2 separate regions of the Homo sapiens genome follow, and region 2 is linked to region 1. The links are chromatin loops, found by intact Hi-C in ENCODE. Cell type or tissue: gastrocnemius medialis. All regions are shown on one strand. Each heading gives the region's core, and the rest is flanking DNA. Links, peaks and the distances in the headings are about the cores only.

What was found. A loop is a pair of places that touch in the nucleus more often than their neighbours do. Peaks named below come from ENCODE experiments on the same cell type or tissue, not always from the same donor. Only the 100,000 strongest peaks of a DNase experiment are listed, where the experiment ranks them.
Region 2: it touches region 1 in a loop (4-fold over the local background); 1 of 110 quality-filtered maps calls a loop at or near these places.

The regions. Positions count from the first base shown.
Region 1 is chr1:201,168,970-201,174,189 of GRCh38, reverse strand. It overlaps a transcript of TMEM9 not described here. Among named protein-coding and RNA genes, the nearest start is that of TMEM9, 17 kb to the right of the region's middle. RefSeq lists an enhancer at 2,783-2,942. In gastrocnemius medialis, for the core only: a CTCF peak has its summit at 2,942; DNase peaks (open chromatin) are centred at 819, 1,629, 2,576 and 3,339; H3K4me3 peaks cover 1,037 bases; H3K27ac peaks cover 4,617 bases.
Region 2 is chr1:201,419,909-201,425,270 of GRCh38, reverse strand. It overlaps TNNI1 (troponin I1, slow skeletal type), which reads left to right and starts at 3,541. Exons shown (of 9, transcript NM_003281.4): 1 at 3,541-3,598. In gastrocnemius medialis, for the core only: no CTCF peak of the experiment used is centred there; a DNase peak (open chromatin) is centred at 2,660; H3K27ac peaks cover 5,000 bases.

The DNA.
Region 1 (5,220 bases), core at 1-5,000:
ACCCTTGGGTAGTGCTCCCCAACGCCCTCTGTCCACTGATGACCTCTGGTAGGATGGGTGAGGGAGGTACCCCATCCTTGTGCAGGTCCAGGGTGCACCTTAGGCAGCCAATGGCATTACACAGAAATTACCCACTGCTCTCCCCTGGGGTGCCCACCCAGGCCCCAACCTTAAACCACTTCTATCAGAGGCCAGCAAAACTATGGCCCACAAGCCTAACCTGGTCTACAGCCTAGTTTTGTAAATAACAATTTATTGGAAAAAGCCACACTCATTTATTTACATAGCACCTGTGGCTGCTTTTGTGTTCCAACAGCAGAACTGAGTCGTTGCCACAGAACTTGTATAACCTGCCTAAAATATTCACTGTCTAGGCCTTTACAGGAAAAGTTTGCAGACCCCTGAGCTAGATTATCTGAATACTTTAAATCCTTATATATGCCCCAACAAATCCCTGAAAGCCTGCCCCCAGAAATTCCATTTCACCAAATACCCCGGCCTTATAAGTTGTCAACACTGAGAAACATTGACAAGAAACATGAAGAACCCCCTTCTATGGAGATTTGTAAGAAGAGTTCTCAGTTGGGCATGGAGAAGGGGTCATCCAGCAGAGAAGCAGGAAGTGGACTTTTTCACCTCCTAGCCCTCTGTGTGAGCTGAGACCGGATGATGGAGGGATGATGTGGAAGGTTATGACAAAAGATTATGAAATCATGGCAGCTGTGAGAGAAGCATCAGGTGGAAACAAGAAGGGCTGGGTCACGGGGAGGCCAGGGCTTCTGGAGGAGCAGGAAGAGGGCTCCATGCTCAGCCCTTGTGACTCATGAAATAGAGAGGCCCTGTCAAGTGATGTCTTCTGATGGCTGCCTCATCAGCACCCCTAATCCTGCAGGGTTTGCACACTCCTCTTCTGTCCCACAATGACAGCTGAACTCAGTCAGGAGGCCCAGGCCGGCCTGTTGGACAGTACAGAAAGAGAAGCAAGTGAAGTCTGAGAGGGGGGAATTCTCCAGGGGGGGATTGGAGGATTGTAAATCTTCAAGGGCCTCCAGAGGTCATCTTGATCACCCCTTCTCCAGCAAGAGCTGCACACACCCAGCTGGAGGGAGGAAGGATATTTTGGGTGGACGGAGTCTGAGGCTGACAACTAGACTGTTAGTAAGTTCTTCCCAGGCCCATCCCTGCTGGGTGGCTCAGAGGATGGACTCTGGAGCCAGAGGGTCTGGGTTTGAATCCCAGCTCTGCCCCTTCCTTGCTCTATAACTTGGGTGAAATAATTTAACCTTTCTATTCCTCTGTTTCCATGCTTGTAAAGTGGGAATAAAATGATATCTTGATGTTTGGGGCAAGGACTTTCAAACTCCAGAGTATTCATTAAGCACCTAATGTGTGTCAGACACTGTGTTAGGCATTTAACACAGGTTGGGTCATTTGGAAGGACTCAGCCGGAGACCGTGAGACCATTTATATGTGCCAGTGTCTTCATGTTGGGAGCACTTATTCCACTGTCTTCTTCCTAGGACTGATTTTCGGGCCTCAAGGGTAACTGTAGGAGGTCCTTCCCTGGTTACTCCTGCTGCGCCTGCCCCTCCTAACCATGGCTGGACTGTCCCTGTCCCAGGCTAAGCCAGCTGCAGTTGGCTGTGATTAATGGCCTCTATTAACAGCAAGTTGTAAACTGATAAAGTACACAGTGCCCATGAAAATCTCACCTCTGCTAAATTCCACACCAGTGAGTACTTACTCCTTAACCCCCGAAACCTCCTGCCTTGCCTCGTTTGAGAGACATAGTGACAGAGAGTACACCTTTAACCAGAGGAATTCAAAATGCCTTGGAAGCAGGAAACAACTCCATGAATTCTTTGGGGGAAAAGCCCAAATCCTAAAACCTGGTTTCACATGGAGTGGAGCCTAGGCGAGATGAAATTAAAGTCCAGGTCAAGGAAGGTAGTTTCAATCAGCCTCAAAGAAATCCCAGAGCCAACTGGCCAACAGCTGCGTGCCCTTGGGTAAGTCACTTTCTCCTATCTGGGCCTCGGTTTCATTATTTGTTAAATGAGAGGTTTGGTTCAAAATGATTCCTAGTCTCCTACTCTACTCGGCAGACTTAAGAGCGGTTCTGAATACAGGAATCTTTACCAAAAAAAAAAAAAAAAAAAAAAAAAAAATCACACTCCAGGCCTTAGTTCCATTCCTTCTTTCCCTGAGAGAATCTTTGCAAAGCAGCAGCCCTCTTCCACCTGGTCATCCCCTGCCTCTCTACACTCATCCAGCCAAGTAATTAGCTTGGTTTCCTTCAAGTCAATTATCACCATTAAAAAAACAAACAAACAAACAAAAAACAATGAAATTGGCATTCCTTGGTGAGTAAACGTGCAGGCCAGACAGGGATGTGAGATCCACAATTCAAAGAAACCCTTGCACACTCCTGACGTGTTCTTTCCGAACACTCTTCGGAGTCTCAGTTTTATCCTCAAAAGGCAGAGAGGCGCAGGTTTTAGCTTAACCCACTGCGCAGGTGAGAAAACTGAGGTCCAGGGTGACGTCATGATCTAGGGCGAGCGGCAGGTGGGAGATTAGAACCCGAGAGGCTGCCGCGGCCTCTGCTCCCTCCCTGCTAGGCTCTGTCCCACAATGCACCCGAGAGCAGGAGCTGAAAGCCTCTAACACCCACAGATCCCTCTATGACTGCAATGTGAGGTACGTAATCTCTCTCGTGTGAAGTGTTTATGTGTAAAAACAGCGGATTAGTGTCTCCGTGCTGCTATGTCTTCTGGGATCAGAAGGACCCAGCCTCCTGCCCCTCCCTGGGACGCGGAGCGGTGACCTCCAGGCGCGGTAAATCGCCGCGGCGCCTGGGACCCAGCGGCCAGTGCACCCCCGCGGTGGGTCCCAGCGGGCTTTCCACGACCTTCGCCTCACGCTTTTAGCCCGCCGTCCGGCAGGGGGCCTGGGAAGTCCTCCCAGCCAGGATCCATTTCAAACTCTCCCACCTCCACCTGCCGCACCGCCCCCCGCAATCCTTCCAGGCTCGGCTCCCGGGTGGGGAAGGACGGAGCGAGCGGGCGGCTGGCTGGAGGCCCGAGTCTCGGGGATTGGTTACATTTCTCCCCGGGTTAATTACCACGGGGAGGGAATCTGAGCTGTGCCTGTCTCGGGCACAACAAGCCTTGTCGCCTGGTGAGAGAATCTCAATCTTACTCAGGTAACACCTGCTGGCCCGGCACAGAAATGTTCTCATTCTGCGGGACGCCACCTCCCACAGAGGACTGCAAACGCCCCAGGCGGCCTGGACCCGGAGTGGAGCCTCCCGGGGTGGAGACTGGACGGGGTGGTGACGGGATTGGACGGCTGGAGTGTGCGGTCACTAGGGGGTGGGGCTAGGGCGGGCCACGTTTGGACTGCGAGGCCCGGGCCTGAAAGGAATCCCTCTTTGGCCGGCGCCACCCTGTTCAACCCTGATGCAATACACTTGCCCTTTGCGTTTACCCGGGGCAAATATTTAACCTTTCCATTTTTTGCACTGACTTAATGAGTCTCGGTGTCTACCACAGGGCTTGACACATAGCAGACATCCGATATCTGTTTGTGAATGCTCAAGCCCGTCAGCGTGTCTGTCTCCTAGGGGAGTCGTGTTCTCAGACTTGTCAGCATTTCAGCACCCAGTTATGACATGTCATGTGGGCTACTACTGGTAAAAACTGAGCATCCAGATGAGTGCATTTTTCACTTTTAAAGGTAAATTGAAATAGATTGAAGATTATTTCCATTATAATGCTGCTCACTCTCTTGAGTCTGATGTGCTGTCATAAATGGAAGAGAAAAGGGTGGAGGTTGTAGGGTACATGTTATTTGGCTCTTGTTCTAGTAATAGCTTTTGATTTCATCTTGGGGGATGACATTGGGCTGATAATCAAGGTGTCCTGACCTTCCTGCCAAGGAGCAGGCTTGAGGCCAACTTAGGTCCAAGGGACTGATTCTGTCATCTGGACTTTGAATGCTGAATAGTGACCTGAGAATAAGGGAAAAATCCATCACAGCCAATGCACCCCCATGGCATGCCAGGGGAGGAAGCTCTGGTTTCTGCCTTCTTCAAGTCTTGTTCTTCAGTCGTTTCATAGATTATATGAATTTCCCACTTCTTTCCAACAAACTCTTTTTTTTTCCTTAAACGGTCAGTTTCTGTTGCTTAAGACCAAAGCACCTTAACTGCAGGAGTCACAGCTGAAGATTGGGAATATGTAACACCACCTAGCTTCTCTGGGAAGCAATTCAGTAGATTGTGTTCAGCACTAAAGAATCCTTAGTCTACCTATTATTTTAAAGATGAAGAACTAAGGTTCCAAGAAGTTCAGTGACCAAGTCAAGGTCACATAGCCAGATTCACAGGATCTCAGAGTTAAAAGGGAACTCAGAGTCATTCATCAAACTTTTCATCTGATATTTAATCTCCCTCTGAAATAGCTTCAGCAAGTGCTCATCCAAAAAAAAAATGTGTGAACACCCTCACTGATAGCAAGAAATTTCTCTGGGCAACTCATTTCTCTTCCACATGACATCCCCTCAGAGAGCCAAAGACTGCTATCACCACCAAGATTTTTCTTTCCCAGGACAATGTTCCATTTCCTACAGCTGTTCCTCATGTGGCAGGGTTTGAGGCCTTTACCATACACCATACTGGCCACTGTCCTCTAAATGCATTCTGGTCTGTGTTCCTTGGAGCATGTGTCCGTAACATGGAACAGAGCACCCAGCTGTAGGCTACTGGTGCAGAGTGGGTGGATCACCACTACCCTTATTCTAGAGAAAATGAGTTCTTAGGTCTTAAGTTCCTCTAATTCAGCCTGAGGTCAAATTAGCTTGTTTGTTCTTGTCAGTCACGTTACACTCGTACTATTCACTAAGCTATCCTCAGTTACTTTTACCTGTCCCTCTCATATTTGTGTAAGTGGGAAACTTAGATTCAGCCTTCATTTCAACCTTACAGTATCTTTTTGGATCCTGATATTCCCTGCTCCTGTACCCTCCTCCCCAACCCACCTCTATACCTACACACAGCTTTGCAGTTTCCGCAATTTTCTAAGCATGTGCTCTCTCCTCATCTAAGTTCTTTACACAAATGTGTGCATTCTAAAACCCTCCCTCTAATCGCTTTAGCCCAGGAGTTCAGACCAGCTCGGGCAACGTAGTGAGACCCCATCTCTAAAAAAAAAAAAAAAA
Region 2 (5,362 bases), core at 209-5,208, 250 kb before region 1:
GACACAGCGAGACTCCATCTCAAAAAAAAAAAAAAAAAAAAAAAGGAGGGTTAGTTTTAGGATTTGAATTGGGCTAAAGTTAAGGTTAGGGAAGTGTCTTTGCTTTGTGGGCAGCGTGACAGAGCACTGGGCTGGGAGTTAGGAGACCTAACCCCTCACCCTGTGGCCTCTCCTCGAGGGGCCTCGATTTCCTCACGGGCACATGGATTGGACTGGACGGTCTTCCTGCTCTGGCGTCCTGCAATGCTCTCGGCAAGATCAGAGCTGGCTTTCTGGAAGGCCAGGCCCTGGTGGGGCTGGATTGTGGCCCACTCTTCCTCAGGGCTGCCTTGCTGTGAAACCTGGGCTGGTTTGTTTCACTGACCCTCCCAGGTCACTGTTTTCCTGACTGGTCCTAAGCACAGCCGGAACCATGAAGTCCAGGGCCCATCAAGGCACCGAAGAATGTATTAGTTTCTCATTGCTGCTGTGGCAAGTCAGCACAAATAACCCAAGTTTATTATCTTACAGTTCTGGAGGGCAGAAGTCTGAAGTCAGTCTCCCTGGGCTGCAAGGCAAGGTGGTGGGAGGCCTGCTTCCCCCTGCAGGCTCTAGGGGAGAAGCCGTTCCCTGGCCTTTTTTGGCTTCTAGAGGCTGCCTGCATTCCTTGGCTCATGGCCTCCCTCCATGATCAAGGCCAGCAGCATAGCATCTTTTCTGACATCTGCTTCCTTCATCGCATTTCCTTCTCTCAGCCTTGCTCCTCAAGCCTCACTCAGCTGAGAAGGACACTTGTGTTTAGATGGGGCCCACCAAGATAATCCAGGATAATCTCCCCATCTCAAGTGTCTTAATGTAATCACATCTGCAAAATCCCTTTGCCATATAAGGTAACAGATTCACATTTGCATTAGGGCACGGGCACCTGTGGGGACCATTATTCAGCCTAGCGCAAAGGGTGCTGCCTGGGGATCTCCAGGGCCAGGAGCACTCTCTCTGGCTCTGTGTCTAGGAAGGGTCCTCCCTGACCAGTAAGCATCTGAGTCAGACAGAACCTCAGCTCTGGGACAGCTGTGCCTGCTCTGCAGGGAGAATAGGAAGCCTGGCCCCAGGGCAGATGTGCACTGAGAAGGGGTGACCTTTTCTGTAGGCAAGGAGGGGAGGAGAAAGGCTGCAGAGGCGCACTTGGCTGGGGCAGTGAGTGGGCCACAGGGCTAAGACCTCCAGTGGCGGCCCCTCAGCTGGGTGTGGGCGGCCTGAATCATTGAGGCCTGCTCTGCACCCACTCCATACATGAAGGAAGATGGGGGTCAGGGGCAAGGACAACAGGGCACTGCATTCTTGCTTTTGAAGGCCACCTTTGAGAGACTGCAGGAGAGAGACGCTAAAGAAGTCAGTGTGTGAACTGGGGTCAAAGGTCAGGGTGGATCTGAGAGGGTGAGCTGGAGGCTGGATTCCACATGGTGTGCAGGGATGGTGGGGATGGAATTGGGACACTGGGGTGAGGGGTCCTGGTCCCATGCTGTCCAACAGAGTGTGAAGATGAATCACTCCGAGTCTGAGATTCTCCATGGCTCCTGCCCAGGGAGGGCCCCTGGCTGCACTATGTTCTCCACGTCTTGCTGCGGACATCCGGCCACCTACTTTCTTGGCTTTTGTTCACCCTGCTTTGTTCTTCTATTTGTCGAACTGTCTTCTTTTGTTTTTCCTTTTCAAAAAGCAGGATAATTCATGCAGAGAATTCATTTTTTGAGAATATCAAGGCCTTTTAAGAAAGTTATTGTATAGGCTGGTCATGGTAGCTCATGTCTGTAATCCCAGCACTTTGGGAGGCCGAGGCAGGTGCGTTGCTCAAGGCCAAGAGTTTGAGACTAGCCTGACCAACATGGTAAAACCCCATCTCTACTAAAAATATAAAAAATAGCCAGGCATGGTGGCGTGCCTGTAGTCCCAGCTACTCAGGAGGCTGAGGCAGGAGAATCACTTGAACCCGGGAGGTGGAGGTTGCAGTGAGCCACTGTACTCCAGCCTGGGTGACAGAGCCCCTGTACTCCAGCCTGGGTGACAGAGTGAGACTCTGTCTCCAAAAGTATATAAATAAATAAATAAATAAATGGAAAGTTATTGTATAAATTATAATAAGCCAAGGCAATAAACTCCAGTAGGCTCATCTGCAAAGCCCCTAAATTCCTTCTCCCCTCTAGCTGCTCCTTTTGGCTGGAGCCTGCCTTCATTATCCATCACAGCCTCTCCACTTGGAATCCTATGTCCCCAACCCCTATGCCTCCCCAGACCCTGTCATTTCTCCCTGGCAGCCGTCTCACATAGAGGCTTCTCAAAGTTGACCCGACCAGAACAGAATTAGAGCAACCTCTATTAGGCAGCAGAATGTCGTTGTAGAGAGGGCAGGGCCTTTACCTCTGTGGGCACTGGGGTGTGTCTCCTTAGGACACCCCTGCCCATTACTCTCTCCTTCTCCAAATGGGGAGCATGGCTGGGGCTCCCTAACCTCCTGCTTGCGAGGCCTCTCTCTGGCCTCTGAGAGGGTCAGTGTCCTGCCCCAACCCATGAGATGACAGACTATAATAGCCACAGGATTAACATAGCAGGCATTGTCTTTCTCTGACTATAGGGTGGGTATTATGTGTTCATCAACCATCCTAAAAATACCCGGTAAACAGGTGCAGCCCCTGTGGCTCCAGTCCCCTGGGATCTGTTGGCTTCTGGCTGGAGATGAAGATTAGGGCAGAGGAGAGGTGAATTAGTCTCACTGAGTTCCAGGCATGAGACTCGGGTGTCCTTTGGAACCTGGGAAATCTAGATTCCAGGAAACCCATCTGGAGGGGGATGCAGAGTGTCTGCAGACCCTCAGACCTCCCTGAGCATAAAGGTGTGCCCTGCTGCCACTGCCATTCTGCTCAGCCCTGGAAACACTCACTGGGGTCAGCCTGCAACACTGCTCACATCACTCCCCACAGCCAGGCACCCTCGTATCCCACGTGCACCAGAGCCACTGAAAAATCCCTGAAAGCTGAGTCTTTAGCCCTCTTGGGCTTTTGGGGCATGGGTTCAGGGGCCTCATTTCCATATTGCCTTATAAGAGATGCAGGGTTAGCCCAATGGTCCTCTTCCCCCAGCTGCTACTTGCCCCTCTGGGCCTTCACTGTGGCCCTTTGCTCTCCCTCATTCCCCCTCCCAGTCCCATCTCTGCTCAGTCCCCACACCTGGTCTGGCTGCTCATTCTTTCCCTTTCTGCAGCTCGAGTCTCCCCAGGTGGGTGCTGGTTTCACTCAGTTGGTGGCACCTATGTGCACAGAATTTGCCTCTGCTCCTGAGCCACAAATTCACATGGCTTTCCGCCTATGTGCCTGTTGTGTGCATTGCAGCACGCATCTGCCCTGTGAGGTGTGTGTGTGTGTGTGTGTGTGTGTGTGTGTGTGTGTGTGTGTGAAGGGTGGGAGGGAGGAGGGGCAGCAGGAGGGGGCAGTGGGTCTGTTCTATTTTTACCAGCCAGTTGCTGCTGGACACAGTTTTCATAGCCTCCCCTCGGCTCTGCCCCTCACAGTCTGCAGTCTACGGCGAGGCACAGGCCAGCCCAGCTCCACGAGGACTGAACAAGGTAAGCGTCTGCAGCCCAGAACTTCAGATGTAGGTTGATCCCAGGCAGAGAACCTGGGGCTTTTGTTTAAGGAGAAAGCGAGGTCTTGGAGCTGGAGAAAACCATTTCTTGCCTGTGCAGTTGGTTTGTTGGTAGAACATTCCTAAAATACTCCCACAGCATTTTGTCCCACAGAATGGCATCTCTCCTGCAAAACTGTTGTGAGAGGTGAAACTTTTTCCTGGCCATTTGGAGGCTGTGAGCAAGGAGCAGAATCTTCCGTGAGGTTCCTTAGGAGCCCCAGGGCAGAGCCTAAGGGATGATGTTTTCACACAGGATGCCCAGCAGAGTGTGGGAGGGAGAGCGCACCCAGGGGAAGGGGTGGCCCTGGGATCAGAGAGCCAGGGTGAGTGCTCAAAGTCAGCAATGCCTGCAGCGGAAGAGAAGGAGGGTGCCTGACGCGCAGGACTCCCAGGGAGCCTAGAAGGCAGGGCCAGAGCTCCCTGCTGGCCAAGGAAACCATCTTGCTTCTGTGTTCTTTGTCTCTGAGCGACGCTGTTAGCTCCCTTTGCCTATCCCTCTGTAGTGTAGCACAAGAGCAGAGGAGGGCAGACCGGCAACCCCTCTTGACTGCTCCTGCTCAGAGCTCCTGGCTCTGAGAAGCAGCAGTAGATACTGGGGGTCCTCTTGGAGGAAGGCAATGGTGGCGGCATTTTGGGTTGGGGCACAGGAGCCAGTGAACACATAAGCCAGGGCAGTATCTACAGGGTAACCCAAGGCTTGGGGCAGGGGGCCGTGTGGCGGTCCCTGACTCAGGTGGGGGCTGAAGGCAGCACCTGCCACCAGGTTTGGGAGTCACAGTCCCACAGCAGCTCTGAGATTAGGCTTTGCTGTTCAGAACTCAAGATGGGGGCAGCCCAGCGCCATGCACTTGGGAGTGTTAACCGTCAGTCAAGGAAGACAGGGATGCCCTTGAATGGGGGTCCAAGGTCAGGGGGCGGGGAGCAGGGGGAAGCACATGAGCCTAACTAGATACTTGTGGACGTGATCATTGGGTGTGCAAAGAGATCAGTTCTTTCCCCTACATATACACGCTCTCTCTCTCACACTCACACTCTCACACACAGTCACTTACACACACTTACACACACAGACTCAATCTCATAGTCTAGCGGATAGTCCCTTCCACGCTGCAAAGCCTCAAGGAAGGGAAAGCCCAGCTCTGAGGCAACCACCAGAGACTCTTTGCTCCCCCCCTCGGGGGGAGGATTTTCTCATTATCTCCTTGCTTGCTACTTGTAGAGGAGATGGAATCCTGGCTCTCCAAGCCTTCCAGTGGCTGCTATCTTCATCCTGACTTATCAGTCCTCGCTTGTCTTCCACAGAGCCTGGCAAGGGCCCCCGTCTGAGGGGTGTCAGAGCACAGGCTGAGGCCTCTTGCCTGACGTGGGACCCCTTGGTCTGGCATTTGTCAGTGAGGCAGGCTGGGGGCAGGCCCCGGAGCTTGGCAGGAGGTGTAAACCGGCCTTGGAAGGTAGGGCCCCACAATGGGGACAGTTGGATCTCTGAGGGAGACAGGGAGGCATGATCACTGCCAAATGCCCACCAAGGACAAGGCACATCCCAGGGAGACAGACGCAGACCTGGTGCCCTCTGGACACTGGCATTCCTGGAGGCTGATGATGGACAGATGGGCCTGGAGGTGGCTCTTCGCCAGCTGGTGTTTCCTTTGGACTTCCTCAGTGTCTTTGGAGAAGCAGAGCCCTAAGAATAAGCAGCTGCCCA